2 separate regions of the Homo sapiens genome follow, and region 1 is linked to region 2. A link is a loop called in an ENCODE intact Hi-C map of the cell type or tissue named here. Cell type or tissue: Caco-2. All regions are shown on one strand. Each heading gives the region's core, and the rest is flanking DNA. Links, peaks and the distances in the headings are about the cores only. Region 1 overlaps CXorf58 (chromosome X open reading frame 58). Region 2 holds the start of KLHL15 (kelch like family member 15).

What was found. Peaks named below come from ENCODE experiments on the same cell type or tissue, not always from the same donor. Only the 100,000 strongest peaks of a DNase experiment are listed, where the experiment ranks them.
Region 1: a loop joins it to region 2, with 2.9 times the contacts of the local background. A loop is called at or near these places in 4 of 110 quality-filtered maps.

Annotation. Positions count from the first base shown.
Region 1 is chrX:23,923,539-23,939,892 of GRCh38, forward strand. CXorf58 (chromosome X open reading frame 58) reads left to right here. Exons shown (of 9, transcript NM_152761.3): 6 at 3,701-3,832; 7 at 11,658-11,887; 8 at 15,009-15,162; 9 at 15,706-15,971. The coding sequence ends at 15,765. Among named protein-coding and RNA genes, the nearest start is that of CXorf58, 24 kb to the left of the region's middle. In Caco-2, for the core only: no CTCF peak of the experiment used is centred there; no DNase peak of the experiment used is centred there.
Region 2 is chrX:24,018,236-24,034,589 of GRCh38, forward strand. It overlaps KLHL15 (kelch like family member 15), which reads right to left and starts at 8,951. Exons shown (of 4, transcript NM_030624.3): 1 at 8,905-8,951; 2 at 6,622-6,823. RefSeq lists silencers at 6,703-6,782, 6,793-6,942, 6,953-7,022, 7,103-7,542, 7,553-7,652 and enhancers at 7,315-7,819, 7,820-8,323, 9,531-10,030. In Caco-2, for the core only: no CTCF peak of the experiment used is centred there; a DNase peak (open chromatin) is centred at 7,286; H3K4me3 peaks cover 3,282 bases.

The DNA.
Region 1 (16,354 bases), core at 8,033-16,032, 90 kb before region 2:
TGAGGCAGGAGAATTGCTTGAACCCGGGAGGCAGAGGTTACAGTGAGTCAAGATGGCACCACTGCACTCCAGCCTGGGCGATAGAGGGAGACTCTGTCTCAGAAAAAAAAAAAAAAACCCTAAATAAATACCTTTTGTACTGTGGCTCACGCCTGTAATCCCAGCACTTTGGGAGGCCAAGGCAGGCAGATCACCTGAGGTCAGGAGTTTGAGACCAGCCTGGCCAACATGGTGAAACCCCATCTCTACTGAAAATACAGAAATTAGCTGGGCGTAACCCCAACACTTTGGGAGGCCGAGGCAGGTGGAACAGAAGATCAGGAGTTCGAGACCAGCCTGGCCAACATAGTGAAACCCCGTCTCTATTGAAAACAAAAATTAGCTGGGCATGGTGGTGCACGCCTGTAGTCCCAGCTACTCAGGAGGCTGAGGCAGGAGAATCGCTCGAATCCAGAAGGCGGAGGTTGCCGTCTGCCGAAATGGCACCTCTGCACTCCAGCCTGGGTGACAGAGCAAGACTCCGTCTCAAAAAATAAAAATAAAAATTTTAAAAACCCTTTTTTAGTAACTTCAGCTAAAGTAAATTATAGTTATGCCTACAGAAATTCCTAAAGCAGAAATTATATGGTCTTCATACCTGTTCAGTGTACAATTACTTGTTTTTACCTTTAGTGTCACTGTGGGGCTGGTTAATTAGAACCATAAAATGTTGGAAATTAATTGCAAGAAAACATAATGGAGAGATTTGCCAATACTATCTTTATTTTATTTATTTATTTATTTATTTATTTATTTATTTATGAGGTGGAGTCTCACTCTGTCGCCCAGGCTGGAGTGCAGTGGCACAATCTCGGCTCAGTGCAACCTCCACCTCCTGGGTTCAAGCGATTCTCCTGCCTCAGCCTCCCAAGTAGCTGGGATTACAGGTGCTCACCACCCTGCCTAGCTAATTTTTGTGTTTTTTAGTAGAGACGGGGTTTCACCATGTTGGCCAGGCTGGAATCGAACCCCTGACCTCAGGTGATCCACCTGCTTTGGCCTCCCAGAGTGCTGGGATTACAGGTGTGAGCTACTACACCCGGCCTATCTTTTCTTTAGTTGTGTAATGTATAAAGAAATTTGTTGTGGGGATGAGGGAGGGGGGAGGGATAGCATTAGGAGATATACCTAATGTTAAATGACGAGTTGATGGGTGCAGCACACCAACATGGCACATGTATACATATGTAACTAACCTGCACATTATGCACATGTACCCTAAAACTTAAAGTGTAATAATAAAAAAAGGGAAATATTTATGGTTATGGAAATGCTTGCCCTGATAAAAATCCTACATATTGTTTTTTTAAATTCACATTTTATGCTTATACAATCTCTAGAGCTCTTACTATGTTGCTATAAGACAGTAATATAGTGATAATTTACCAACTTTATTGAAAATGTTGTTACATCAATAAAATAGCATGCTGGAAAAAAAAGAAGAAATTAATGAAATATAAAGCAAAAATGATCTACCTAAAGGAAAGCTCCATATCACATTTTCACTAAACTGTTTGTCTCTTCAGTTCTATACGTTAGGAATAAAACTTCAACCATTCAACCATTTGAATGTTTTCTTCCTTTTTCATTTTCTACATGTGTCTGTGATATTCTAAGCTTTGGAATTTAAAAAAATAAATAAAGGAATAGTCTGAATAACAAAAGTGAGAATTGGAATAGAAAATGCATTATAGCTTGCTGTTGTGTGTTAAGAAAAAAGAACAGTGATTCTCAGTTTTGATCCTGTCTCAACCACTCTTTCTTTTCTCTTTTTTTTTTTTTTTTTTTGAGACAGCATCTCACTCTGTCACCCAGACTGGAGTGCAGTGGCATGATCTCAGCTCACTGCAACCTCCACCTCTCAGGTTCAAGCATTTCTCCTGCCTCAGCCTCCCGAGTAGCTGGGTTTACAGGCACATGCCACCATGCTAGGCAAATTTTTGTATTTTTAGTAGAAAAAGGGTTTTGCCATGTTTGCCAGGCTGATCTCGAACTCCTGACCTCAGGCGATCCGCCTGCCTCGGCCTTCCAAAGTGCTGAGATTACAGGTGTGAACCACCGTGCCTGGCCTCAACCACTCTTTTAGGCCTTGTATCAACATTATAACAGAGTTCCCATACTTTCACAAATACCGCATTCTGACATACAAAGGAAGAAAGAAACTTAACTGGAATCAAAAGATGTTTGAATTTTCTTTTCTTTTCTTTTCTTTTTTTTTTTTTTTTTTTTGAGACAGAGTCTTGCTGTGTCCCCTAGGCTGGAGTACAGTGGCATGATCTCGGCTCACTGCAACCTCCGCCTCCTGGGTTCAAGCGATTCTCCTGCCTCAGCCTCCCGAGCAGCTGACATTACAGGCACCTGCCACCACGCCTGGCTAATTTTTGTATTTTTAGTAGAGACGGGGTTTCACCATGTTGGCCAGGCTGGTCTCGAACTCCTGACCTCAGGTGATCCACCTGCATCGGCCTCCCAAAGTGCTGGAATTACAGGAGTGAGCCACCACGCCCGCCCTGAATTTTCTTTTGTGCTATCCTTCCCTTCATATAAACATACCCTTTGTGGCCAGAAGTACAGATCTGTAATATAAATATGTGTTAGAAGAGTCAGCACATACTTATGGCGGGGGTGCAGAGTACTTAAGTCTCTACTCACAGTCTATGTATAGCTCTTAGCACAGGATACTTATATGTGGAAGGGTATGGTATAAGTAGGGCCCAACAGGATTTGAGCTTCCATATATTCTGTGATTCTTCTGTCTCTGACCTCTCAGGTGCTTTCCTTGAGCATAAAATGTTGACATTTGGGAGAGAAAAGAAAACCCCTCTATTTGCCACTTTTTAGCTGCTGAGAATGAAGTCTGAAGGGAGGGAGGCTTAAACAGTCTGAAACATACATGTTTCCACTTACCAGCAGTGTATTAACACATAAAAGAGAGGTGGTACTAGTGACACCTTTCATTGCAGTTCCTACGGTAACTCGTTGAATCACCAGATAAGTTTTCTCTGCATTGACTGCACGAATGATATTACAGGTTTGTTTTGCTTTTCAAAATAAAAGAATTAAAAGTCTTTTAAGGGGAAAAACCAGTTGTTTTAAAACTATGTTCTCTGAGGATTCTGGACTCAGCAATTCCTCTAGCTGCATTTAAAAACTATGTAGATGGCCTGGCGCGGTGGCTCACGCCTATAATCCCGCACTTTGGGAGGCCGAGGTGAGCGGATCACGAGGCCAGGAGATCGAGACCATCCTGGCTAACACGGCGAAAGCTGGTCTCTACTAAAAATACAAAAAATTAGCCAGGTGTGGTGGCATGCGCCTGTAGTCCCAGCTACTCAGGAGGCTGAGGCAGGAGAATCGCTTGAACCCAGGAGGTGGAGGTTGCAGTGAGCTGAGATGGCGCCACTGTTCTCCAGCCTAGGTGACAGAGCAAGACTCCGTTTCAAAAAAAAAAACCTATGTAGATAAGGCTATGGAAACAATTTTAAGTGGTTTAATAATCCCTATATAATCTCTTTGCAAATGCAGCCTTTCTATTGAATAGCAAGCTGCTAGAAGAAAGGAACAATATTTGATGTATTTGTCAGAAGAAATATGTAAAGGGCGTGCTGATCATTAATGCTATTCTACTATTTTTAAAGTCTATTTTCTATTCTTTTTACAGGCAGTGGATGATGCTTGCAAACTAATGGGGGAAAGGAAATTTCACCGTATAATTATGGAAGATGAACGTATTTTCCCGAAGTCCAAAGTAACTGATATAATGGATGTTGTCACCATGCAAGATTATGTACAAGTAAGGAATTTAGATTTAGAAAAACAAACAAACCCAGCAAGTCTTCCTAACTCTGTCATCCAAGAAGATAGAATCATACTTTTTTATTATGGTAAAATATAACACAATATAAAATTTATTATTGTATTATATTTTATTTTATTTTTCAAATATATTCTATAGAATGAAACTTATTTTCGGATGCCCAAGCACTAGAACTTTCTTTTAAAATTTTTTTTTAATTTAACTTTTATTTTAAGTTCAGGGGTACATGTAGAGGTTTGTTATTGTATATAGGTAAACTCGTGTCAAGGGGGTTTGTTGTTCAGATTATTTTGTCACCCAAGTATTAGGCCTAGTATCCATTAGTTATGTTTCCTGATCCTCTCCCTCCTCCCACCTTCCACCCTCTGGTAAGTCCCAGTGTGTGTTGTTCCCCTCTATGTGTCCATGTGTTCTCATCATAAAATTGACCATTTTAAAGTGTACAATTCAGGGGCATTAAGTACATTCACAGGGTTGTGCAAGCATCACCACCATCTAGTTCCAGAACCTTTTCATTACCCCGAAAGGAAACCCTGCATCCAGTAAGCAGTCACTCTCCATTCCTGCATCATTCCAGCCCCATAAACCACCAGTCTGCATTGTCTCTATGGATTTGCCTAATCCGGATATTTCATATAAAGGAAATCATGTGATATATGGCTTTTTATATGTAGGGAGCTAAGGAATTTGGGGGTTCTTTTGGGGTGATGGAAATATTCTGAAATATTCATAGGCAGTGGTGATAGTTGCACAACATTGTGAATATACTAAAAACCATTGAGTTACATACTTTTTTTTTTTTTGAGACAGAGTTTCGTTCTTGTCGCCCAGGCTGGAGTGCAATGGCGCAATCTCAGCTCACTGCAACCTCTGCCTCTTGGGTTCAAGCGATTCTCCTGCCTCAGCCTCCCGAGTAGCTGGGATTACAGGCATGTGCCACCACTCCCAGCTAATTTTTTTGTATTTTTAGTAGAGACGGGGTTTCACCATATTGGCCAGGCTGGTCTCAAACTCCTGACCTCAGGTGATCTGCCCGTCTCGGCCTCCCAAAGTACTGGGATTACAAGCGTGAGCCACCACGCCTGGCCGATGTTGTGTTTTCACAAATGGAAGGTTTGTGGCAAACCTGCATCAAGCAAATCTATCAGTGCCATTTTTCCAATAGCATGTGCTTGCTTTGTGTCTCTGTGTCACGTTTTGGTCATTCTTGCAATATTTCAAATCTTTTCATTATTATTATATCTGTTATGGTGAACTGTGATCAGTGATCTTTGATGTTACTATTGTAATTGTTTTGGAGCACCACAAACTGAGCCCATATAAGATGGCAAACTTAACCAATAAATGTATGTGTTCTGACTGCTCCACCAACCAGCCATTCCATTATCTCTCTCTTTCCCCTCTGGTCTCTCTATTTTCTGAGACACAACAATATTGAAATTAGGCCAATTAATAATCCTACAGTGGCTTCTAAGTGTTCGAGTGAAAGAGTCATGCGCCTCTCACTTTAAATCAAAAGCTAGAAATGACGAAGCTTAGTGAGGAAGTCATGTCAAAAGCTGAGATAGGCCAAAAGCTAGACCTTTGCACCAAAGAGTTAAACGTGTTGTGAATGCAAAGGAAAAATTTATGAAGGAAATTAAAAGTGCTACTCCAGCGAACACACAAATGATAAGAAAGCAAAATAGCCTCATTGCTGATATGGAGAAAGTGTTAGTGGTCTGGATAGAAAATTAAACCAGCCACTCACGCCTGTAATCCCAGCACTTTGGGAGGCCGAGGTGGGCGGATCACGAGGTCAGGAGATCGAGACCATCCTGGCTAACATGGTGAAACCCCGTCTCTACTAAAAATACAAAAAATTAGCCGGGCATGGTGGCGGGCACCTATAGTCCCAGCTACTAGGGAGGCTGAGGCGGGAGAATGGCGTGAACCCAGGAGGCGGAGCTTGCAGTGAGCCGAAATTGCGCCACTGCACTCCAGTCTGGGCAATAGAGTGAGACTGTGTCTCAAAAAAAAAAAAAAAAAGAAAAAGAAAAAAAAAGAAAAACCAGCCACAATATTCCCTTAAACCAAAGCCTAATCCAGAGCAAGGCCTTAACTCTCTTCAATTCTATGAAGGATCAGAGAGGTGAGAAAGCTGCAGAAGAAACTTTGGAAGCTAGCAGAGGTTGGTTCGTGAAGTTTAGGGAAAGAAGCCGTCTTTATAACATAAAAGTGCAAGGTGAAGCAGCAAGTGCTGATGGAGAAGCTGCAGCAAGTTATCCAGAAGATCTCACTAAGATAATTGTTGAAGGTGGCTGCACTAAACAACAGATTTTCAATGTAGACAAAATGGCCTTATACTGTTAGAAGATGCCCTCTAGGGCTTTCACAGCTAGAGAGGAGAAGTCAATGCCTGGCTTCAAAGGACAGGCTGAGTCTCTTGTTAGGGGCTAATGCAGCTGGTAACTTTAACTTAAAGCCAGTTCTCATTTACCATTCTGAAAATTTTAGGGCCCTTAAAAATTATGCTAAATCTATCCGGGCGGAGTGGCTCAGGCCTGTAATCCCAGCACTTTGGGAGACCAAGGCAGGTGGATCACAAGGTCAGGAGATCGAGACCATCCTGGCTAACACCGTGAAACCCCGTCTCTACTAAAAAATACAAAAATTAGCCGGGCGTGGTGGTGGGCGCCTGTAGTCCCAGCTACTTGGGAGGCTGAGCCAGGAGAATGGCGTGAACCCAGGAGGCGGAGCTTGCAGTGAGCCGAGATTGCACCACTGCACTCCAGCCTGGGTGACAGGGCAAGACTCTGTCTCAAAAAAAAAAAAAAAAAAAAAGAAAAAAGAAATATGTTTCATAAGGCTATAGCTGCCATAGACAATGATTCCCCTGATGGATCTGGGTAAAGTAAAATTTAAAAATCCAGAAACGATTCACCATTCTAGATGCTATTGAGAACATTCATGAGCTGGGCACAGTGGCTCATGGCTGTAATCCCAGTACTTTGGGAGGCTGAGATTGGAGGATCTCTTGAAGATGGAGTTTGAGACCAGCCTGGGCAATATAGGGAGACCCTGTCTCTACAAAAATTACCCCCCACCCCAAAATTAGCCAGGTGTGATGGTATGCCCCTATGGTCCCAGCTACTCAGGAGACTGAGGTGGGAGGATTGCTTTAGCCATGATTGCACTCCAGCCTGGGCAACAGAGTGAGACCCTGTCTCAAAAAAAAAAAAAAAAGCCACAGCCACCCCAGTCTTCAGCAACCAGTACCCTGATCAGTCAGCAGTCATCCACATCAAGGTAAGACTCTCTACCAGCAAAAAGAATAGGACTCACTGAAGGCTCAGATGATCATTAGCATTTTTTAGCAATAAAGTATTTTTTTTCTTTTTGTGGAGATGGGATCTTGCTATGTTTCCTAGGCTGGTCTCGAACTTCTGGGCACAAGTGATCCTGTCAGCTCTTCCTCCGTAAGTTCTGGCATTGCAGGCATGAGCCATTATGCCCAGCCATAACAAAGTATTTTTAAATTAAAGTATGTACATTTTTTTTTAAATAATGCTGTTGCACACTTAAACTACAGTATAATGTAAACATAACTTTTATATGCACTGGGAAACCAAAAATTAGCATGACTCTATTTGTGATATCCACTTTATTACCATGGTCTGCAACTAGACCCACAATATCTCTGAGATATGTCTGTATACAGCCTTAACTATTCACTCATTTGCTTCAGTGTGAAACATGAAATTAATGCAGTGCCTTAGAGACTCCCAATTATGTTTTCTTTCTTTTAGAGTCTTAGACTGTGAGTTTAGGGAAGTGAACCAGGAAATGCCAACTATCTTTGCTAAGGACAAAGACCACATACTTTCAGATTGTGAACATGTCAAGGATTAATGTCATAGAGAGGAGTCCCCAGATAGACATACTGGAAGAGAGAGATAAGATCATTGTTGACGTTTGAGTCCTTATACGGGTGTGGCACTGTCTTTAGCACTTTACATGTGTGTTATCTTCTTTCATCTTCAAGTTTGTAAATTCTGTGACCTTTTTTACAAATGAGAAAAATGAAGTTTAACAAGCCTCAAAAAAACTTGCCTGAGGTCACAGACAGATCTGATAAGTGGCAGAGCAGATGATTGACAGATCTATGATATTTACCCATTTTACTACTTCACTCAGGAAAAAAAATACCCAGCCTTACTTTGCATGGCAGTGCAGGACCATAAAAATGACCAGCAAATTGAAACCATGCAAAGCAAACTTAATAATTTGTGGGGAAAATTGTGATTGTCCTGTGACTTTTCAAACTTTTTGTCTGTAGTCCCAGCTACTTGGGAGGCTGAGGCAAGAGGATCACTTAAGCCCAGGAGTTTGAGGGTAGCCCAGGCAACATAGTGAGACCCCATCTCTGAAAACAAAACAAAACAAGCTTCTTTGTCAAAACATTAAAAACTCTTTTGCTGTCTGTTATAAATACATAGGAAAATGAAAGAAAAAAACCCAACACATTTAGAACACTTTTAGTACACTATAATTTAAAACATTAGAAACATAGACAAAGTGTTTAGTTTCTTCATAAAATATCTTACCAACTGTGAATATACTGGAAACTATTGAATTGTACACTTTAAATGGTGAATTGTATGGTATGTGAACCTCAATAAAGCTGTGAAAAAATAACTTACCAAGAGTACTTTAAACAGTGCTTGCCTTCTTGTTCTTCTAGTATAACTTATAAGCATCTTTTCTATGTCTTGATGTATTGTCATATTCCTTTTAAAATTTGGATCAGCTGCCAACATTTTATTCTTTGCACTTTAAATGTTGCAAAATATCTCAGAGTTCCTTCAGTATGAAGTTTTTTTTGGCCAGCATCACTTCCACTGGGAAAGCTTCATCTTTTTATCATAGCCACTTTCCTCATTTATGTTGATAAGTTCATCCTCACCAAGTTCCTCTAGCTGTAGATCTGCAACGTCTTGAATGATGGCAGTGTTAGCATTCCCACAGTCACCTGTTTCTTCTAGAACTCCATGTATGATTGATTCCAATTTCACTTCAAGGGGTACCACTTTTTGTTTCTTTGACGGGGAATTCCCTCTTTTGATTTTCCATTTTTGTAAAATGTCACATGGGTTTATCATTGGGAGACAAAAATGCAACACAACTATATACGTTGCTGTTTGTGTGTGAAATGAATAACAGATTCACAGTGACCAGTCACTGATTGACTTTGGAAGGTATGACATGATTTGTCACTAATCATGATGATCATCTGTCATTTATATTGTGATCTTTGAGCTGAAGAGCTAGCAACAGGAGGCCGGGCGTGGTGGCTCATGCCTGTAATCCCAGCACTTTGGGAGGCCAAGGTGGGTGGATCACTTGAGGTCAGGAGTTCGAGACCAGCCTGGCCAACATGATGAAACCCTGTCTCTACTAAAAATACAAAAATTAGCCGGGCCTGGTGGCACACGCCTATAATCCCAGCTACTTGGGAGGCTGAGGCAGGAGAATCGCTTGAACCCAGGAGGTGGAGGTTGCAGTGAGCCGAGATTGCGCCGCTGCACTCCAGCCTGGGCGATAAAGCAAGACTCCATCTCAAAAAAAAAAGTTTGAAAAGGCCGGGTGCAGTGGCTCATGTCTGTAATCCTAACACTTGGTGAGGCAGAGGCCGGAGGATTGCTTGAGCCCAGGAGTTTGAGACCTGCCTGGGCAACACAGCGAGACCCCATTCTCCAGAAAAGGAAAAAAAAAAAGATGAAATGGTGCAAAGGTAGGATTGCCTGTGTGTGTGTATGTGTGTGAGTGTGTATGTGTATATGTGAGTGTGAAGGTGTGTGTTGAGAGTGTGTATGTGCATCTGTGTGTGTGTGTTTGAAAGCATGAATGTGACTGTGTAATATACCCTAAAGGCCTTCTTGTTATTCTGTTTCCTAGCACTGTAGCTCCTCCTGCCCTATCCCTGGCTCTTAAATGCACGACTATAATGTTAAAGTGATGATATATATTTGTATTTTTAATTCCTAATTTGATATCATTTTAAATTGGAAAAAAAGAAAAGTGGGATTTCTACAAATACTCCAAAGGAAAATAGTGAAAATCTCCACTTCATACTAGAGATGAACTCATATTTCTAAAAAGGTTTGTGCAAAAGTCCTCTCAACAGCCTGGGCAACATAGTGAGACCCTATCTCTACAAAGATTAAAAAATTGGCCAGGCGTGATGGCTCACGCCTGTAATCTCAGCACTTTGGGAGGCCGAGGTAAGTGGATTACCTGAGGTCAGGAGTTCAAGACCAGCTTGGCCAACATGGTGAAACCCCATCTCTACTAAAAATACAAAAAAAATTAACCAGGCATGGTGGCATGCACCTGTAATCCCAGCTGAGGCAGGAGAATCGCTTGAACCCAGGAGGCGGAGGTTGCAGTGAGCCGAGATCGTGTCACTGAACTGCAGCCTGGGCAACAGGAGTGAAACTCCGTCCCCCCCAAAAAAAAAAAAAATAGCCAGACGTGGTGGCATGTACCTGTAGTCCCAGCTACTCAGGAGGATCACTGGAGCCCAGGAGGTTGAGGCCGCTAGCCATGATCATGTCACTGCCCTCCAGCCTGGGTGACAGGATGAGACCCTGTCTCAAAAAAAAAAAAGTCCTCTCAACCCAAGCATGTCATGAACAAGCTCTACTAGGTATGCAGAACACATAGCTATTATCATTAATTTTTAGGCCCATCTGAGTTTAACTTATCTGAGTTATATTTGCCATAAAAATGTTGATGCATTAAATAAATATTTAGTGAGTATGATACTGTGTGCATGATAATGTGTAGCATAGCTCCTGCCTTCCAATAAGGGAGCTAAGTCATACACAGATAACTAAAACATTGAGTAGTCAGAGAGAGATCCCAATAAAATTCAGAGATGGGATCAAAGAATGCCTTTTGGATGAAGTGACATTTGAGTGGAACCATGAGAAATGTGTCTAAAAACATTTTAGAGCACCCACAACCAATCAATTTTTTTTTTGAGACAGAGTCCCACTCTGTTGCCCCGGCTGGAGTGCAGTGGTGCAGTCTTGGCTCACTGCAACTGCTGCCTCTTGGGCTCAGGTGATCCTCCTGCCTCAGCCTCCCAAGTAGCTGGGACTACAGGTGTGCGCCACCACGCCCAGCTAATTTTTGTATTTTTTTATTATTATACTTTAAGTTCTAGGGTACATGTGCACAACGTGCAGGTTTGTTACATATGTATACATGTGCCGTGTTGGTGTGCTGCACCCATTAACTCGTCATTTACATTAGGTATGTCTCCTAATGCTATCAGGTTTCACCATGTTGGCCAGGCTGGTCTCGAACTCCCGACCTCAAGTGACCCACCTGCCTCAGGCTCCCAAAGTGCTGGGCTTACAGGTGTGAGCCACCGCACCTGGCCAACTAATCAGTCTTAATTGTTTTTTTTCTCTTTTTCTTTTCTTTTCTTTTTTTTTCTCTTTGAGATGGAGTCACTCTGTCACCCAGGCTGGAGTGCAGTGGCGCGATCTTGGCTCACCGCAACCTCCGCCTCCCGAGTTCAAGCAATTCTCCTGCCTGAGCCTCCCGAGTAGCTGGAACCACAGGCACAAGCCACCACGCCTGGCTAATTTTTGTATTTTTAGTAGAGATGGGTTTTCACCATGTTGGCCAGGCTGGTCTACGAACTCCTGACCTCAGGTGATCCACCCGCATCAGCCTCCCAAAGTTCTGGGATTATAGGTATGAGCCACCGCACCTGGCCAACTTAATCGTTCTTGTTTTTTCCCTACAGTATCGCAGTTTTTTCGATGAGGCCCCTGCATTTTCTGGCGGCAGAAATAACAGCTGGCGCAAATTAAATCTTGAAAATATTCCCAGGACAATGCTAATGTATGACATAGTTCATTATTCAGAGTCTGGAGTGATCTCAAACCGTCTACGAAATGAAATGAAGTTTCTGTTACAGAGACCAGTAACGCAAGAGATCCATAAGCACCAGCTACGGATTGTTTCTGAAATTAGGTAAAACAGATTCTTCACTGGGGTTACAATACTAGGGGCATATCTGAAAATGTTCACATTCTGCCAGATAGCTCACTAAAGATAAGAGGATATATGGGGAAAATAGGGTTGGGGCAGATTGCTCAAAACGTATGCAATTTTGTAAACAGAGCACTAACAAAAAGGACAATTGGTACTTGGGGAGTTAACTTGTACCACCAGACAGGCAGCTCAGTGTAGCTGGAGGCTGCCACAGAAAATATAAAAAAATGAACAACCATAGAGTGGAGATGCTGGCAACTCTTTCATTAGAGCAGTTAGTGGGCATGGAGACAGTGCACATGGAAGTGGGACCCCAGGCCAGCGTAGTTGCCTTTTTTTTTTTTGAGACGGAGTCTCACTCTGTTGCCCAGGCTGGAGTGCAATGGCGCAATCTAGGCTCACTGCAACCTCTGCCTCCCGGGTTCAAGCGATTCTCCTGCCTCAGCCTCCTGAGTAGCTGGGATTACAGGTGCCCACCACCATGCCCGGCTAATTTTTGTATTTTTAGTAGAGAATGAGTTTCACCATATTGGCCAGGCTGGTCTCAAACTCCTGACCTTGTGATCCGGCCACCTCAGCCTCCCAAAGTGCTGGGATTACAAGTGTGAGCCACCATGCCCGGCCGCATGGTTGCCTTTTAAGTGGACATGAGAGGCAGTGCGATCTGCCGAGAACCAGGAGCCATCCAAGGCTGGAGTGGGGGTAGGGGAGGAGTAGGGTGGAGGGCAGTGAGGGTGAGTTGGGGGTGGGGTGTGCCTCTCTGGGAAGACAGCACTTGATGCAGGTGCTCATTTTTGTTTTCATGAATACAGTCAAAAGGGCTCCCCTTGCCCATGCAGCACAGAACTGAGGGCTTTTTCCTTTTTTGCTGAAGGTTATAATTCTATTCTTGCTACTCTGGCTCCCCTTGCCTGAGATAAATTGCATATAAATTAGAGTGACGTCATTCCCCTTTTTACCAATAGTATGTGAGCCAGTTCACATTGTAGAAATGGATGTTGTAGCAAAATAGATGTATTATGATCTGAAACAACATGGACAGAATATAACAACTCCAATTATATTCCTTTTCTCTTTCCATTACTAAGCCTCACTTAGCCCATCTTATTTACAAATTAAGCTGCTTTCTTAAAAGAAGAAAGAGATAATAATATGTAAGAGGACCTACTGGTAATCTATTTTCACACTCTTATAATTGAAATGAAAAATACTCCCTTTGTACATGAAGAAGACACTGATGACCCACTGTCAAGCAAACATGCTGGGGATTTTTTTTCAGGAGTAGAGATGAGTGATTCTGACCCAATAACATAATTTAACCCATATATTTTATGATCAAGGCTATACATTTGCCAGACAGATGGCCTGGTTTAGGGCACAGTCTGTCATGAAATAGATTTTCTCTAACTCATCCATATGAGCACTGAATATAGAATTTAACCCTATTACCACCAAGGTCAAATAAATGATGTAATTTTCTCTGCCACCATATATAATCCTGATCTCCCTGCTATTTGGATTTATCCTACTGAGTATCCAAGAATAAGTAATTTAAGAGCCAAATAATTAGCCAAATTATTAATCAATTGAAGAGAAAAAATACTTTCATAAAGCCATCTTTGAATGCAGTTGTAGTTTAGCATCTCCCAGAAGCAAACCCTGAGACAGAGATTTAGGAGGTGATCCCAGGAACAACTGAAGGGAGAGGGTAAAAAAGTGGAAGGCAGCCAAAACAGTGTGTGTTAGCAAGCAAGTTACCACTGTGGGTAACTGGAGCTTAATCTCCCCCGGGAATGTCAGAGTCAATGTAGAACATGCAACTCAGAATTATCCCACAGGGGGCAGGGGAATTACAGTATTGATACATCAACACCCATCAGTCATTGGTTAAGGGTTGCTTAGGAAGGGACATATTAATTCTCGGGCACTTTTGACCTCCCCTGCACATGGGCTTGCTTTTCTTTTCTTTTTTTTCTTTTCTTTTTTTTTTTTTTTGAGACCGAGTTTCACTCTTGTCACCCAGGCTGGAGTACAATGGCACAATCTCGGCTCCCCACAACCTCCACCTTCCTGGTTCAAGCGATTCTCCTGCCTCAGCCTTCCTGAGTAGCTGGGATTACAGGCATGTGCCACCACGCCTGGCTAATTTTGTATTTTTAATAGAGACAGGGTTTCTCCATGCTGGTCAGGCTGGTCTCGAACTCCAGACCTCAGGTGATCCACCCGCCTTGGCCTCCCAAAGTGCTGGGATTACAGGTGTAAGCCACCGTGCTGGCAGGCTTTTCTTTTCAAAGAAAATTTTCAAACTGAGTGATGCAGATGCTGGCATTGAAAGTTGAGTCTATGTTCCTTATAATGGTAAGGACAAGGGGATTATGGACATAGCATCTGATCCCAGCACTGATTAAAAACAGCTTGTTTTTCCAACCATTATGAAATGTAATTTTTTTTTTTTTTGAGCTGGAGTCTCGCTCTGTTGCCCAGGCTGGAGTGCAGTGGCACAATCTTGGCTCACTGCAAAGTCCGCCTCCTGGGTTCAAGCAATTCTCCTGCCTCAGCCTCCCGAGTAGCTGGGATTACAGGCACCCGCCACCACACCCAGCTAATTTTTGTATTTTTTTTTAGTAGAGACGGTTTCACCATGTTGGCCAGGCTGGTCTGGAACTCCTGACCTCAGGTGATCCGCTTGCCTCGGCCTCCCAAAGTGCTGAGATTACGGGCATGAGCCACTGCGCCTGGACGAAATGTAATACTTTTTTGTGTTAGTATATGGTGTAAAAAAATAAGATTCAAATGGCTACTACACAGTATTTTCTAGGAAAGCTAATTTTAAATTGATAACAGGTTTTATAATTTTTATCATCTTTGCTGTCAATATCATCACCTGTACACCTTCATAAGTGCCAGATAAAGAACTGTGCTATGTAAACTCAAGCAGAAATGATAACTTTAACCTAAAAGCTTACATGAAATGCTGCTCCAATGTTGCTAAGGTCTGTGATATATTTGCTAGAGAAAGCTTTAATGAAATTTGGAACTTGCTTTGCATTTATATTTTATTCTGTGTGATTTTTCTGTTTTTAATACAAACATTTTCTAGGGGTCCATACTTAACTGTCCAACCTCTATATCGGCCCTACAAACAGCAAAATCAAGTTAAATTTCTGGGTCGTCGATCCAAGCAAGCTCAAATGAAAGTTGAAAAAATGAGAAAAGTTTATTTGGCTAAAGAAAAAAATACTTCTGAGGTGACTGTAAGTTTAACTTGTACTGAATTCATTGTTTTGGACAATATTCAAACTGTCTGTAAAGTAGCTGTACTTACGTAAATGAAATTTTCCTAATCTAAAGTTCAAGGCTGAAACACATTTGACACATTTATCATAGGTAGTATAAAGTGAATTTCATCTTGGTAACATTTTTTAAAAAATTCTTAATATTGGTGGCAATTCTGATAAAAACCAGCTGTTTTGGCTCCATATCAGCATGAGTTGGCAAAAAAATTATTTTCTCTGTATGTTGACACTGTTGATTCAGCACATCTCTGATGGTGGTTTTTTCAAAATGGAAGTCATTTCTATCTAAACTTATTAAGAACTATGCTTTATAAAGTCTGCCTCAGTATACTTTTACATCATAGGAATTTACAACAGACATGTATTCATGTTATTACTTTGTAATTTAAAAAATCGCTGTGAATATTTTGAGATGAGGATAAATATAGTCAAACATTAAAATATAAAGTAGTAAAAACCAAATATATAACACTTCCTACTTTTATTGATAATTCTGCCTAGGAACCAAAAACGGGCCCATCAGGTACAAAGGATAACTATCATCTCCACTCCATCTTTTGACATTGTGAAAACTAAGGAATCTATGTCAGAGTGTCAGCTGGAAAAAGAAAAAAGGACTCATTTTCCTGGTATCAAAACTTGGCAGCTGGTGATTCTCCATCATGATAATGAACAGTTAATTGACAGAAAACCAAAGTTGTTTAACAATCTGCTTGTCTGTCTATAAATAATGAGTATGTGTAATAAAGGAAAATAACATAGAATAAGTCCTGAGTATGCTCTCTTAACTAAATGTGTGACATATTTTAAGCCTTTTTGAATTGCCATAGGAACAAATTCTTTTACTGACAGAATTTTAATCTAAACAAATTTTTTCTATTAGATGCCCTTGAACTAGCAGTATACAGTTTTGTTTAAGAGATTAGTCCCTGGGACTTTTATTCGATTTTGATTTTCCTTCATTTAAACAAATATCTGAACAGGCCATACTTAGCATAAATATTAGAATTCACAGAATGAAAGGCTCCTTTTGAGTCAGCTTCTAGTGTCTTTTTTAAAGTTGAAATTCATTTTTACAGAACAGCTTGTGAATGACCTATTCTGAATGATAATAAAAGTAATAATGGATTTATTGCTACAGGAGGCATGA
Region 2 (16,354 bases), core at 3,162-11,161:
AAAAGAAAAAAACGAATCATTGTAAAACACAAAAACCTTAAATAAGAACTCTTTAAATGAGTGCTGGAGGAAAAATTTAAGAGGCTTTGAGGAAAAACATTTACTGACAAAATGTTCAATGTACAAAAATTCTGTATCCTTACTTTTCATATATAGGTTTATCAACACTTTATACATGGCCTTCAGAATTTCAAATAGTAGGTTTTTTTTTTTTCAAGAGGGAAACCAATTAGACCAAATGACAAGGCATACTTATACTACCAGGAAAGAAATACTGAAGAACGTGTCTTGTTTCATAAACTTGGTACTGACTAAATAAAAGAAAGCCTCACATTTTTGTGCCTAAGAATGATTAGTATAGGGATTCTCAAAGCATGATCTGGGGACAAGTGAATCCAGTTGTCCTAAAAGATCCCAGTCCCCACTAAAGGGGCTTCCCAATGTCAAAATTATTATCCAAATAATTTTTTTAAAGTTATTGGTCAGCCGGGCACAGTGGCTCACATCCGTGATCCTAGCACCTTGGGAGGTAGAGGTGGGCTGATCACTTGAGCTCAGGAGTTCAAAACCAGCCTGGTCAATATGGTGAAACCCTATCTCTACTAAAAAATACAAAACTTAGCCAGGGGTGATGGCATGTGCGTCTGATTCCAGCTACTCAGGAGGGTGAGGCACGAGAATTGCTTGAACCCAGGAGGCAGAGGTTGCAGTGAGCCAAGATTGCGCCACCTCCAGCCAGGGCGACAGAGCAAGACTCCTTCTCAAAATAAATACATAAATAAAGAATAGTTATTTGTCTTTTTCACTTTCATTCTGTTTTCTAGAGGTTTACACATGGTATGTGATATTGCAACAGACTGAATGCAGAAGCTGATGAGAAGCCCATTGGCTTTTATTAAGCCAGATATTAAAGAGATATGCAAAAATTTAAAACAATGCCACTCTTTTCACCAAGTTCTTAACTGTTTTAGAAAAGTTATTTTTCATAAAAAAATGTTATTTAGGTTACCATGTAATAGAATTAATTTTTATTTGTTTATTTATTTTTTGAGACAGTCTCACTCTGCACCCAGGCTGGAGTACAGTGGCATGATCTCTGCAACCTCTGCTCCGGGGTTCAAGCGATTCTCCTGCCTCAGCCTCCTGAGTAGCTGGGATTACAGGAGCCCACCACCACGCCCAGCTCATTTTTTTATTTTTAGTAGAGACGGAGTTTCACCATGTTGCCCAGGCTGGTCTCGAACTCCTGGCCTCAAGCGATCCACCCGCCTCGGCCTCTCAAAGTGCTGGGATTACAGGTGTGAGCCACCAAGCCCGGCCCCCACTAATTTTTAAGAGTACAAATAAGTACAAAGAAGTCCTGAGACCACAGGCTTGAGAACAACTGAAAGTGTAAGAGATAAGTGACAACACACACACACACACACACACGTGCACGCACAAACCTCAACCTCTTCCTACCTCTGCCCTGGAAGACTATTACTGCTATTTATATCACAGAATTTTTGAACACTTCAAACTCTCTAGTGACCAGTAAAAAAAGAAGTTTGGTGGGGGTAAAACTGGACAGGAAATTAAAGGCAAAGAAATTAAATGCTTCCTTTTCAGTTATAAGGCTGCCATTCTGATGTGAAGGCAAAATTATAGGCAATTAAAAGACATTTCAAAATTAACCTCTATGTTTGTGCCATAAGCAATAATTTATTGCTTTCACATTCCTTCCACAGCTGCTTGAAAATTCATACAAAAGCTTAAGGTATTCAATGCAAAAGCTAGATTCTCAGAGGTTGATATAATATACTTACCCTCAATGAAAAATTTAAATGATTTCATACTATCTTCATCCCCAAACTGTTCTCCTACCAAAATTGATGCCTATGCAGAAAATGCCACAGTTGCATATCGAAAAGAGAATGCAAAGGCTTACTACGGATAAAAACAGAATTAATTTCTGAGTCATAACATTTCTCACTTCTGTAACCCATAAAGTAAAAAAATGTAAATTTGACAATCTCAAAGCAGCCAACTTCTCAACATACCAATATAAAAGAAAAGACAAATTTAAAGACAGACTTTTAAGCTCTATTAGCGGTCACTTTACTCTCAATACACTACTCAAATTGAAAACTCACTTTAATATGGGAGGAGACGTTGTGTAAGTTAACTTTAATTTGTTTAATACTGGAAATTCTTTCTTGTCATCAAAATATTTTTATAACTCAGGACCAAATTGCAAATGACCATTTAACTAAGCTATTAGGAGGGCCCTGGGTCCTCCAGCCTCCAGACTGGCACCAAATTACTTCACTTTTCAGGTATGTTTAGCATTTCGTCATCCTATAATACAAGAAGCCTTATAAGAAAAAAAAAACCCTGCTTGAATGCTATTTTTCATCAGAAGACTTTAATTTAATGCTTCTCTGCTTATTCCACACTATGACTAGAAGTAGTCCAAGAGTGATGTCATGGAAAACAGCTTCCCTAGCCTTTAGAGATTGGATCCAGTGAGAATTCTAGGAAAAGCCTCTATTGGGGAATAAAACCCCAAATCTTCTAAGTTCTATTCTAACATGAAATCACAAATACTGTAATGTTAGCCTTTCAGTTCCTCATAAGAATTATACAACCAAACTAAATATTTTGGAAAGTCTTGCTGTTATGATACAGATTTCCTGCAAATCATTAGTCTATAATATATATCATTAACTAAATTCAAAGATCTTATCAGAGACAAAGGGTATTTTTTTCTATCCATTCTTACATGTTTCAGTGATTGAGCCTGATGAGCTTTAAGGGTCTTACGTTAAAAACAGAAAACCTGACAACATATTTTGTCTTTCCTAATTTCTTACTTGCAAAGTTAAAATTTCAAATTCTGAAAAGGTCTTCCACTTTTGGACCAGCAGCAATACAACATATACCCTTGGCAGAGATGAACTATGAGAGCCTTTCCAATGATTCTTAAAATGGCAATAATAATAATCTTATATTACTATCTCCCTTGGTGCCGCTGTTCCTTGAAAACCAGCTACACTCCCAACTTAAGGCCTCTCTACACCCTGTTCCCTCTGCCTGGATCACACTATCCCCAGATATATATGGTTCCCTTAGGGTCTTTGGTGTCATTTCAGTGAGGCCTTCCTCAAACACCCTCTTTTAAAGTTGCAAAACCCCATCTGCCCCATCAACCTGACAATCCCCATGCCCCTCCACTTTATTATTCTCTGCAGTATATTAAATGGCAATACAGGCTATCCATTTTACTTAGTTTCCTTTCTGCTTCAATTTGTCGGTTTTGCTTCACTGACTGTTGCATCTCCAGCACCTAAAACAGTGCTTGGCACATAATAAGTGCTTAATAAATATTTGTTGGAAAGACAGATAAATTTAATTCTCGCAACCTTCCATGTTTTGTATCCATCCCCGACTTAAAGATGAGAACATCAAAGCTCACAGAGGTTAAGTAACTTGCCCAAGGCTATAATTATTAGTAAGTTGTGAAGTTGGGGTCTGCCTGACTTCATAGCCTCCCCTATTAAACACTGTTCTACAATGCCTCACCCATGGCTCCATCTTTCATTTCTCTTCAATAAAAAAAAAAAAGCACCACATGAGCTATAGCACTCCAATTCAGAGAAAATAGATGCTAATAAAGTAATCCACCTCCTCTAAGCTAAAGATTCATTCTCCTCACAGTTAACATTATTCACTCTCAAAACATTTGCACTGGGAAAGGCCAGGCTTGACAACAGGCCACCTACATCATTTGCGGGGACTCTTGTTCAAAATCAGGGAAAAATGTTGTTAAAAGGCTGGGCGATGGCCGGGCGCGGTGGCTCATGTCTGTAATCCCAGCACTTTGGGAGACCGAGGCGGGCGGATCACTTGAAGTCAGTCGAGACCAGCCTGGCTAACATGGTGAAACCCCGTGTCTACTAAAAATACAAAAATTAGTCAAGCATGCTGACGCGCATCTGTAATCCCAGTTACTCGGGAGGCTGAGGCAGGAGAATCACTTGAACCCGGGAGGCGGAGGTTGCAGTGAGCCGAGATCGCGCCACTGCACTCCGGCCTGGGAGACAGAGCAAGACTGTGTCTCAAAAGATAAAAAAAAAAAAAAAAAAAGGCTGGGCACGGTGGCTCCCGCCTGCGCTTTGGGAAGCCAAGGCGGGTAGATCACTTGAGTCCAGGAGTTCGAGACCAGCCTGGCCAACATGGTGAAACCCCGTCTCTACTAAAAATACAAAAATTAGCCGGGCGTGGTGGCGAGCGCCTATAATCCCAGCTACTTAGTAGGCTGAGGCCCAAGAATCGCTTGAGGCCGGGAGGTGGAGGTTCCAATGAGCGGGGATCGGATCGCACCACTCCACTCCAGCCTGGGCGACAGAACAAGACTCTTGTCTTAAAAAAAAAAAAAAAGTCGTTAAAGGTAATAAAATGTAAAGCTCTTTCAAAACTTTCTTCTGTATCTCTCAACTGTTTCGCGGTTTTTTTTTTTTTTGAGACGGAGTTTTGCTCTCGTCGCCCAGGCTGGAGTGCAGTGCCGCCATCTTGGATTACCGCAACTTCTGCCTACCGGGTTCAAGCGATTCTCCCGCCTCAGCCTCCCGAGTAGCTGGGAATAGAGTAGCTGGGATTACAGGCGCCCGCCACCACGCCAGGCTAACTTTGTGTTTTTAGTAGAGACGGGGTTTCTCCACGTTGGTTAGGCTGGTCTCAAACTCCCGACCCTCAGGTGATCCGCCCGCCTCGGCCTCCCAAAGTGCTGGGATTACAGGCCTGAGCCACCGCTCCCGGCTCTCAGTGTTTTTTAAATTTGATGTTTAATGTCGTTCTGAGTAAAGGAAAATTAAAAATTTAAATTAGCATGAATTTTACCATTCACCCTTATACTGTACAATCCCAGTTTTACATGCAGATTATTAAACCAAGTGTGGGGCCCTTCTGAACATCCATGAAGCCAAGCCTGCCCTGATCAAGGTTAGGTTTCTGAGATAACCCGACTCGAGGTAGAGAGAAGGTCAAACCTTGAAATCCCCAATAAAGCAATGATTTGTCAAAATTTTATCAAGATTAGTGATAAATCCAATCTATAAAACCAGCCACTTTGAAGTAGGCTCTTCCTTTTACTATGTAAATCCTGCCCAACTTCTATTATTTTGCCTTTTTACAAAACACAAAAGCATACTCTGAAAGACAACTGGTATTGGACTAGAGGATTATAAATTTAATAAAACATCTAACTACTCAAAACCATTTGTTAGCTAAAAATAACAATATACCCAAAAATGCTTCTCTTTTCACTTTTTGTGGACCATTTAAGCCAAACCATACTATATTTTTGATATGCCAAGTAAAAATGATCAATACTAATCTGTTACACATATAAATCCTGGCAAAATAAATTCAATTTTCAAACCACAAATATTTACTATCCTATTCTTTCCCCAAATTAATCAGCAATGAAGAGTGCAAGTTAACATCCTCTACCACTGATAAACTGTGACTCTAAGCACCTACTACGTGTTGTGATTAAAAATGAGAATAAAATTATATAATTACATTAAGTGCTAAAAAGTTGAAATGTTCTATACATTTCTAGATCTATTAAGGATTACTGAAACATGAATGCATTGATAAGCTCTTCAAAACCAATTTTCAAATTAGTAGAAGTATTCAAGCATCCTGCTCCCTAGATATGAAAAACAGGCATTAAAATTAGGGCATATATGTCTGCAAAGCATTTTCTAAATTACCACTTAATCAGATTAACAAAGGCAAACAAATTCGGAAAACAGAAAAGACTAACAAATGTAAGGTGTTAAATATTTGGAGTAAGAAAAGGGGCCTAAAGCGGCCTAGAACGATGAAAAGCAAAGCCCCTACGGTAACGTTACATTTGAATTAAAGAATACCGTTATTTAAATAAGCAGTTAGCACTTCGTAGGAGGAAGGCCAAGCAACGTGACTATTACAGATCTATGGATTCACAGCACTGCTTTACTATTATTCCGTACTTATTTGCTTATATTTATAATATAGAAATAAAGAGGCAGCAACAGTTAGCCACTACATTAACCACTCTACCAAAGGTTACTTAAAAAACGGCCTTGCATTCTTACAACACTCTACAGTTAAGGATTATTTTCACATATATGACCTCATATAGTCCTCTCAACCCTGCGATGTTGGTAGTACCGACTATATTTCATAGATAAGAAACCAAGGCTCGGTACGCGATTTTTTCTCAGAGTCACCCAAGTCGAACCCAGACCTTCCGATTCCTAGTTTTATGCCTCGCATTTTGCATAGTTCTATTTCAGGCATAAATTGAATTGTTAAAGGGAAGGAACGGGTTAGGCAAAAAATAATCATGGTACCTGCAGCTGTGTGCTGCAAAAAATGGCTGAATTATGCTTCTTCCTTTTTCTTTCTCGCTCTCTCTGGAAAAAAAAATTACATTTCAAACAATTTAAGTAAACTCGAAGACAAACGAGGTCCCGGCGTCTACCAAATGTTTGACTCGGGTCCGTGCAGAGAGGGCCGGCGAATTCGTGCCTAGCTCGGGGCCGCGGGCGAAGCCCGGGCTCCGCAGGCCGGCGGCCAGGGGCGGCTACGTACCTCGGGGGGTCCTGTCCAGCCTCTAGTGGACGGCAGTCTGCATCAGGAAGAACCGGGCCAGCGGGCCGATGGGTGGGCGGTCGGGCGCCGGGACGGCACTCGGCAGGCTCCTCGGACGTCTACGAGCAGCCGCTCCCGGCACGAGCCGGGTCGCTCCGGCGGGGCACGAGAGTGCTCGCCTGCAGCCCCCTCTGGATAAGTCCTGGGAAAGAAGACAGCGCTGAGTCGAGAAACCAGACAGTCGGGCTCCGCACGAGGCGGCGCGGCGTCGGGGCCCGGACCGACCTTGCCAACGCCGGGGGCCTCGCAGCACCCGACGGGGCTCGGCGGGAGGGCCGACTGGGGCCGCGGGCGGGGAAAAGGGCTGGGGGGCAGCAGGCAGAGACAGAAGCACCAGCCGAGGAAGCGTCGAGGACGGCGTCTCTGGGCTTCTGCCCCGAAGCGCGCCGAGCCTCGGGATCACCCACGCCGGGGGTGGAGGAAGGCGGGAAAGGGGCGGGGAAGGGGCGGGGCGTGCGGGGCCACGAGCCGGGGGCCGCTCCGGGCCGCGCGCCCCCTGCGGGCCGCGGGAGCCGCCCGGGGCCCGCCCAGGGAGGCGGGGCTGGCCGGCAGGGGGCCCAGTGCGCTGTCGTCTTGACGCGGAAGGCCGCCACGCTGGGAGAGAGGGCGGAGGGTGGGAAGCCGTTGGGGGCGGGGAGCTGGCCCGGGAGGCCCCCCCCTCGGCCCCTGCTGGCGCCCCGAGGGGGCCAGCCCGTGGCCTGGCGGGTGTTTACCTTCCCCCTGGTCGAGCGCCAATGCCGCCATCTTTCAGCCCAAAACGCGTCACTTCCGGCGCCACGGGAGCGGGAGCGGGTGTGGGAACGGGGGGGAAGGGGGGGCGGGGAAGGCTGTCCCGCGCCCGCGGCGCCCCGCGTCCCGGCTGCCGGCCCGCCACGCCAGCGGTTTCCCACCGAGGAAAACAGGCGGCCGGGCGTCGCGGCCCTGGACTGGGCCCGACGCAGCTTCCCCCGCGGCGCCGCCGTCGGGGCTGAGGACACTCAGCTGTCCTCGTCCCCTTGCAGCGGTCTCTCTCCGCCTGCACGAGCGATGGGCCCTGAGCCACTGCGGTGCGCCCACCCTCGACAAGTTGAGGGCTAGGAAGCCAGGAAAGTGTCTTTTTGCATCTTGGCCACGGTGGGGGTGGGGGAATCGGGGACAACGTGGAGGGAGCTTTTCCATAGCTACCTGTTATAAAAGTGACTAGATCTGCGCCAAATGACATCATTTTTTGTAAGGCAACTTGCAGTGGACTATTGCGTCACTGTCCACTTGGCTTACTGCACAACAATTACACGTTTCAGAAATCGATTTCCCAAGGGTGGGAAAATTCATAAAAAATTGCATGTCTGCACCACCCGGAGATAATGCCGGATTTAAAAAAGCTGTCTCTACTTGCGTCAAAATAATCAAGAACGAACATTCAGAGGGCAGTGATTTTTGTTGTTCGTTTTTTATAGAATTCTAGCTAGTACTTTTTAAATATTACCTTTTCTTGACAAGAATATAAAACTAGACTATAGGACTGTTTTGTAAATTTATTATGGCATCTCTTTCTGGGAAAAGTGTAGATGACGGAAATACACAGTTGGAAGCCCGTGGATCTACAATTAACCTTAAATTAGGGCATCCATTGCCCATAGCAGATCCTAAACTGAGGTATTTCGGCTTCCCCCACCCCCACCCCCCGCCGCCATTTTCTCTCTAGACCAATATCCCGATGAACTTTCCGTGAGAGGTGTCGCTAAAAGCGATAATTATCTCTTTCTAGCAAACTTGAACATACCATCTTTCCCAAGAGGCCAAAATAGCACACGGTGTACTGTTTTGCTGAAGTAGACTACTTCGTGGGAGAGATAACACAATCACTTCAATCTTTTGGAAATACGCTTCCTTATTCCGATTTAAACTATAACAAGCTTTAAAAAAACTGTAAGACACTGAAATTCCCAAGTTGTTCACACTTTCTTTCCATCTTTTCCAATAGCTCCTTTAAGATATTTCTGTTCATTATTTAAAAATCCCTGCTTGCCATATTTGTATCTATTACTACATGACAAATTACCCCAGAATTTCACATTAAAACAAATTTTTAAAATTAAATCATAAAATAAACTTTAAAAATGCATACATTCCACTTCTGAATATTTAAATGTTCATGCATTATTCCCGAACATCTAAACGCTGAGTTTGGATTTTTGTACATTAACTAACATTTTAAGCTATACATTACTATGTGGCACTGACCTGTCTAAAGAGAGGCTTCTGTTCTTGATTCAAGCAAGAGTTGAAACGTTTCTGCGCTCTTTGTACCAGGTATAAATGTAGTGAGTGTATGTCATAAGCCATTGTGTGATCACCGTGCTTCCCGTCCCTCCTTATTTTGACATTGCAAGGTCTCGTGGAATTTCAAATGTGCTTTTTTGGATATTTATGTAGTTTTAAAACTGGGCTGTGTCTTTCAATCAATCTATACGTTTACTATATGAACCCCTCCCCAAGTTATCTTCAATCAATGATGCCTCTTTCACTCTTATTTCTTATTTTTATGTTATTATTATTATTTTTTTTTTGAGACAGTCTCACTCTCGGCCAGGCTGGAGGGCAGAGGCATGATCTCAGCTCACTGCAGCCTTGACCTCCCGGGCTCAAGCAATCCTTCCACCTCAGCCTCCCGAATAGCTAGGACCACAGACGTGCCCCACCATGCTCGGCTAACTTTTCTTTTCTTGTTTTTGTTTGTTTGTTTGTTTTGTTTTTGTTTGCTTGTTTTTTTCTGAGATGGAGTCTGTCGCTCAGGCTGGGGTGCAGTGGATCTCGGCTGACTGCAACCTCCGCCTCCCGGGTTCAAGCGATTATCCTGCCTCAGCCTCCCGAGTAGCTGGGATTACAGGCGCTCGCCACCGTGCCCAGCTAACTTTTGTATTTTTAGTAGAGACGGGGTTTCACTGTGTTGGCTAGGCTGGTCTCAAACCCCCGACCTCATGATCGCCCGCCTTGGCCTCCCAAAGTGCTGGGATTACAAGCGTGAGCCACTGCACTCCAGCTCAGGCAACAGAGCAAAAACACCGTCTCAAAAAAAAAAAAGAAAAGAAAATATATTTTAACTTTCCCCACCAATTTCTGGACTGTAATGGGAGTTGTTAAATACCTTGAGAGTATCCTTTCACACTGGTAGAGTCCCACAGAGGTAGATGGAAGCTGTCTTTTCTTAGCCCTCTAGCCTAAGTATTTGAGAATACACATTCCTCAATAGCTATTTATTTAGCAGCTAGCGAGGTCGGAAGCATGCTAGAAGCCTGGGCCTGGGAGTGCTGGTGGAGTTGGAATGAGGTTCTTCCCCAGGGGTTCTGAGGATTTAGGATACTGCATACCCTCCTCCTCCCTCCTGTTTTTGCTTTTTAAGAAATTGAGGCCAGGCGTGGTGGCTCACGCCTGTAATTCCAGCACTTTGGGAGGCCGAGGCGGAAGGATCATTAGAGGTCAGGAGTTGGAAACCAGCCTGACGAACATAGTGAAACCCCGTCTCTATTAAAAATACAAAAAATTAGCTGGCATGGTGGTGCGGGCCTGCGGTCCCAGCTACTCAGGAGGCTGAGGTAGGAGTATGGCTTGAGCCCAGGAGGCAGAGGTTGCAGTGAGTCGAGATTGCACCACTGCACTCCAGCCTGGACAACGGAACTAGACGCTGTCTCAAAAAAAAAAAAAAGAAAAGAAAAGTTGAGGCTTTTCAGAAATTCCCAGTCTGTGGTAGTTGTCTTGGTAATCACTTTTCTTTTTACTTTTTTTTTTTTTCTTTTTTTTGAGACAGAGTCTCCCTCTATCATCCAGGCTGGAGTGCAGTGGCGTGATTGGCTCACTGCAACCTCTGCCTCCCAGGTTCAAGTGATTCTCCTGCCTCAGCCTCCCAAGTAGCTGGGACTACAGGCACACACCACCACGCCCAGCTAAATTTTGTAACTTTAGTAGAGATGGGTTTTCCCATGTTGGCCAGGCTGGTCTCGAACTCCTGACCTCTAGTAATCCATCCACCTCAGCCTCCCAAAGTGTTGGGATTACAGGCGTGATCAACCGCACCCAGCCACCCCATGATCTTTCCACTGTACCATGTAATTATATTAACATAGTAAATGATCTTCACATAGTTGTATTTTTATTCCTACTTAATTCCACAAATTGTTGGTTTGCAATCTACTATACTATTTATTTATTCATTCCATAAGTATGTGTAAGTGCCTAGTACATGCCAAGTCTTGTTCTACCCACTGGGGATCCATCAGTGAATAAAACATATGAAAACTCTAGCCCTTGTACGGATTACATGTGTCAGGTAATAAAATAAATAAGCAAATTATGTGGCCTGTTAGAATGTGGTAAATGTGGCCGGGTGCGGTGGCTCACGCCTGTAATCCCAGCACTTTGAGAGGCTGAGGTGGGTGGATTACTTGAGGTCAGGAGTTCGAGACCAGCCTGGCCAACACGGGAAACCCCATCTCTACTAAAAATACGAAGAAATTAGCCAGGCGTGGTGGCACATGCCTGTAATCCCAGCTATTTGGGAGGTTGAAGCAGGAGAAGTGCTTGAACCCGGGAGACTGGGCGAAAGAGGGAGACTCTGCCTCAAAAAAAATATATATTATTTTCATAGAAGTTTTAATGACTTATGAAATTGTTTCTAATATAATCTTATGTGAAAATGCAGGACAAAAAAAAACTATAATTGCACTGATCACAGTAACACTGAACCCTCAGAGGTAGTTTTCTGTTGACTCCTTATTTTCCTGAGTATGGGTCACACTTTGCTGTTTCTTTGTACATCCTGTTTCTTTTAGATAATATGTTGTAGCAACTCTGGACTCTGTATTAACCCACTCCCAATCCAGGTGGTGGTAGAGTTTGCTATTTTTAGATTTGTTGTTTGTGTGGTGGTCAGCCTGGACTAATTCTGTGGCGTCTATTCCCCAAATCGGGATGTGATAAATGCTATGGAAAATAACAGAGCTGGGGAAGGGTGTTCCAGTTTTAACTGGGATGATCAAAGTAGGAGGTATCATTTGAGCCTTGCCTTCAATGAAATTAGGGACCAGAGTGTATAAAACCTGGTAGGCAATTGTAAGGTCTTTGGCCTGTGAGAAATTGGGAACCACTGGAAGCTTTGGTGAAGAGGACCAATATGATTTGACACTCAGGCTGCTATGTAAGTAACAGAATTTAGGTGGACTAGGGCAGAAGCAGGGAGATGGGTTAGGAGACTATTCCGATAATGGAATGGAATGGAATGGAATGGAATGGAGGCTACAGTGGAGATGGTGAGAAGTGCTTAGACTTTGCAAATATTCTGGAGGAAGAGCCAACAGGATTTCCTGGAGGTAGGGATAAAGGAAAAGAGAGGAGTCATGGATAACATCAAGGTTTTCTGTCCTGAGCAACTGGAAGGATGGAATTGTCATTTCCTGACATCGCAAAGACCTCAGGAGGATCAGTTTTGAAGGGAGTGGGGAGGAAGGAAAAGCTGCAAGGACTGGGCCCAGAGGTGTGCCTGGGCCAGGGAGCCATCCTGGAGAACAGAGGGAACTGGTTCCAGGAGATCAGACAAGAGTGTGGAATGCTACAAGCTAGAGAGAAAGTTACTGGAAGTTGCTAAACATTCACTATCAATAAAAGATGCAATGAATATTGCCATTTTAATGGAATATATTTACCTTGAAACATGGTGTAGACAATGCCCCCTTGTAGATGAAAACCTTAAAAAGAAAGTTATCATCTTTGTGCTCCTTATGAACCAATGAAAAATAACATTATGCTTCAGCTTCAGTTATGAGATTATCAAGGGGCTGAGTGTACAGCGAGGACTGGGCTTTGTGGCGCAGCAATGTGAGGGAGTCATCCGGGAGAAGATACAGGACTGTCAAGGAGACAGAGAAGGAGTAGCCAGTGAGATAAGAGTAAGACAAAGAGTGTGCTATGCTAAGCCAGATAGAAAAGTACTGTAATTGCTAAACATCCACTATCAATGAAAGATGAAACGAATGTCACCATTTTAACTAAATCTATTTACTGTGAAATGCAACGTAGACAGTGCCTCTTAGTAAATGAAAATGTTAAAAGGAGTAACATACCCCCTTTCCCAAAATTAATCATTAAAAAAAAGTTTTTTTAAGAGATGAGGTATCCCTCTGTAGCCCAGGTTGGAGTGCAATGGTGCGATCATAGTGATCATAGCTTACTGCAGCTTCGAACTCCTGAGCTCGAGGGATCCTCCTGTCTCAGTCTCCTGAGTAGCTCAAAATACAGGCTTGAGCCACTGTGCCCAGCAAAATTAATCACTTTTAAGTTCTTTATGAACCAATGAAAAATAACACTATACTTAGAAGCCTCAAGATACGAGCCACATATTTGTTTTTTTTTTTTTTTTGAGATGGAGTGTCGCTCTTGTTGCCCAGGCTGGAGTGCAATGGTGTAGTCTTGGCTCACTGCAACCTCCGCCTCCTGGGTTCAAGCGATTCTCTTGCCTCAGCCTCCCAAGTAGCTGGGATTACAGGCACCCACCACCACGCCCGGCTTATTTTTTGCATTTTTAGTAGAGACAGGGTTTCACCAGGTTGGCCAAGCTGGTCTCGAACTCCTGACCTCAGGTGATCCGCCCGCCTTGGCTTCCCAAACTGCTGGGATTACAGGCGTGAGCCACCGCACCCAGCCCAAGCTACATATTCTTAAGTACTGCATTTCAGTAGATGTGTACCCAAACATGCACACATTCTAAGTGTGAGTGCCAGAGTTGAGGTGAGTAGCAGGAATAAAGAGCTGCTACATGGTGTTGTATGACTAAAGAAGTGGAAAAAGAAAGAAAAAAAAACCTCCAGTAACTACTGTTGCCAGCAGCACAACTTCAGGGTTTGGGGACTGTGGTTAAGGATAGAGACAAGATTGAATGTAGGCTCTGAGGTTATTTATTGATTCTAAAACTAAGTTCTTAAAAAATGCAGTGATGGCCGGGTGCGGTGGCTGACGCCTGTAATCCCAGCAGTTTGGGAGGCCGAAGCAGGCGGATCATGAGGTCAGCAGTTCAAGACCAGCCTGGTCAACATGGTGAAACCCCGTCTCTATTAAAAATACAAAAATTAGCCAGGTGTGGTGGCGGGCACCAGTAAACCCAGCTACTCAGGAGGCTGAGGCAGGAGAATCGCTTGAACACGCAAGGCAGAGGTTGCAGTGAGCTGAGATCATGCCATTGCACTTCACCCTGGGCGACAGAGCGACACTCCATCTAAAAAAAAAAACAAAAAACAAAAAACGCGGTGGCTGACGCTTGTAATCCCAGCACTTTGGGAGGCAGAGGCGGGCGGATCACTTGAGGTCAGGAGTTCAAGACTAGCCTGGCGAACATGGTGAAACCCCGTTTCTACTAAAATTACAAAAAAATTGGCCAGGCGTGGTGGCAGGCACCTGTAATCCCAGCTACTCGGGAGGCTGAGGCAGGAGAATTGCTTGAACCCAGGAAGCGGAGGTTGCGGTGAATCGAGATCACACCATTGCACTCCAGCCTGGGCGACAGAGCAAGACTCCGTCTCAAAAAAAATTTAAATTAAAATTAAAAAAACTAAAAAACAGGCTGGGTGCAGTGGCTCACACTTGTAATCCTAGCACTTTGGGAGGCCGAGGGGGGCGAATGGCTTGAGCCTAGGAGTTTGAGACAAGCCTGGCAACATGGGGAGACCCCATCTCTACAAGAAATACAAAAATTAGCCGAGCGTGGTGCTGTGAACTTGTGGTTCCAGCTACCCAGGAGGCTGAAGTGGGAGGATTGCTTGAGCCCGGGAGGTCAAGGCTGCAGTGAGCCGTGATTGCACCACTGTACTCCAGCCTAGGTGACAGAGTGAGACTCGGTCTCAAAAAACAAAACAAAACAAAACAAATAAATAACCTAGTGATCACAAAACTATCTCTAAGACAGAATTTCTTTCTAGATACAGGGCAGAGAGGGACTTTAGGTAAGTCAATTCTGGCCTCCTCAGCTTTGTGTGTGGGTAGTGGAAGAGAAAGCAGGGGTATAGTTTCACACATAGATGTCTGGGCATAGGCCTGGACAAAAGGAGGGGTGAATTTCATGCTGTCTTAGGGACTTGGAAGAAGAGGCAGCACTGTCTTGGTGAGGGAGGTGAGAATGTTAAGCGTAGGTGAGGCAGGATAGTCCTCTGGGATTGGAGGTTTTTTTTTTTTTTTGAGACCGAGTCTCTGTTTCCCAGGCTGGAGTGCAATGGCGCGATCTCAGCTCACTGCAAGCTCCGCCTCCCGGGTTCACACCATTCTCCTGCCTCAGCCTCCCGAGTAGCTGGCTGGGACTACAGGTGCCCGCCACCGCGCCCGACTAATTTTTTTTTTTTTTTGTATTTTTAGTAGAGACGGGGTTTCACCGTGTTAGCCAGGATGGTCTCTATCTCCTGACCTCGTGATCCACCCGCCTCGGGCCTCCCAAAGTGCTAGGATTACAGAAGTGAGCCACCGCGCCCGGCCAGAGATGTCAATATTGTCAAGATGATGGTTCTTCCCAATTGATCTACAGACTCAAAACAATTCCTATTAAAAATCCAGCAGGATGGCCGGGCAGGATGGCCGGGCACGGTGGCTCACGCCTGTAATCCCAACACTTTGGGAGGCCGAGGCGGGCGGATCACGAGGTCAGGAGATCAGGAACATCTGGCTAACACGGTGAAACTCCGTCTCTACTAAAAATACAAAAAATTAGCCGGGCGTGGTGGCTGGTGCCTGTAGTCCCAGCTACTAGGGAGGCTGAGGCAGGAGAATGGCGTGAACCCGGGAGGCGGAGCTTGCAGTGAGCCGAGATCGCACCACTGCACTCCAGCCTGGGCGACAGAGCGAGACTCCGTCTCAAAAAAAAAAAAAAAAAACCAGCAGGAGAGCAGGGTAAAACTTAATTTGGTGTGATGGCACATGCCTGTAGTCCCAGCTACTCAGAAGGCTAAGGCGGGAGGATCCCTTAAACCCTGGAGTTCAAGGCCAGCCTCGGGGGAACATAGCGTGACCCTGTCTTAAAAATTAAATGGGTACAGGGTTTCAGTTTTGCAAGATGAAAAGGTTCTAGAGATCGGTTGCACAACAATGCACGTATAACTAACACTACTGGCCGGGCGCCATGGCTCACGCTTGTAATCCCAGCACTTTGGGAGGCTGAGGCAGGCGGATCACGAGGTCAGGAGTTTGACACCAGCCTGGTCAACACAGTGAAACCCTATCTCTACTAAAAATACAAAAATTAGCTGGGCATGGTGCCAGATGCCTGTAATCCCAGCTACTCGGGAGGCTGAGGCAGGAGAATCACTTGAACCTGGGAAGCAGAGGTTGCAGTGAGATCATGCCACTGCACTCCAGCCTGGATGACAGAGCCAGACTCCGTCAAAAAAAAAAAAAAAACAAAAAAACAAACAAAAAAAAAAAACCTAACACTACATACAATTAAAAATGGTTATGATGGTAAATTTTTACCACAATAAAAGAAAATCCAGCAGGCTTTTTTCTCTTTTTTTTTGGAATAACAAATGTTTATTCAGAAATGGATAAGTAATACATAATCACCCTTCATCCCTTAATGCCTCTTCCTCTCCTTTTGCAGAGGAGACACAGATGGGTAACGTAGGGGCATGGGAAGTGGAGGAGGACACAGGACTGGCCCACCACC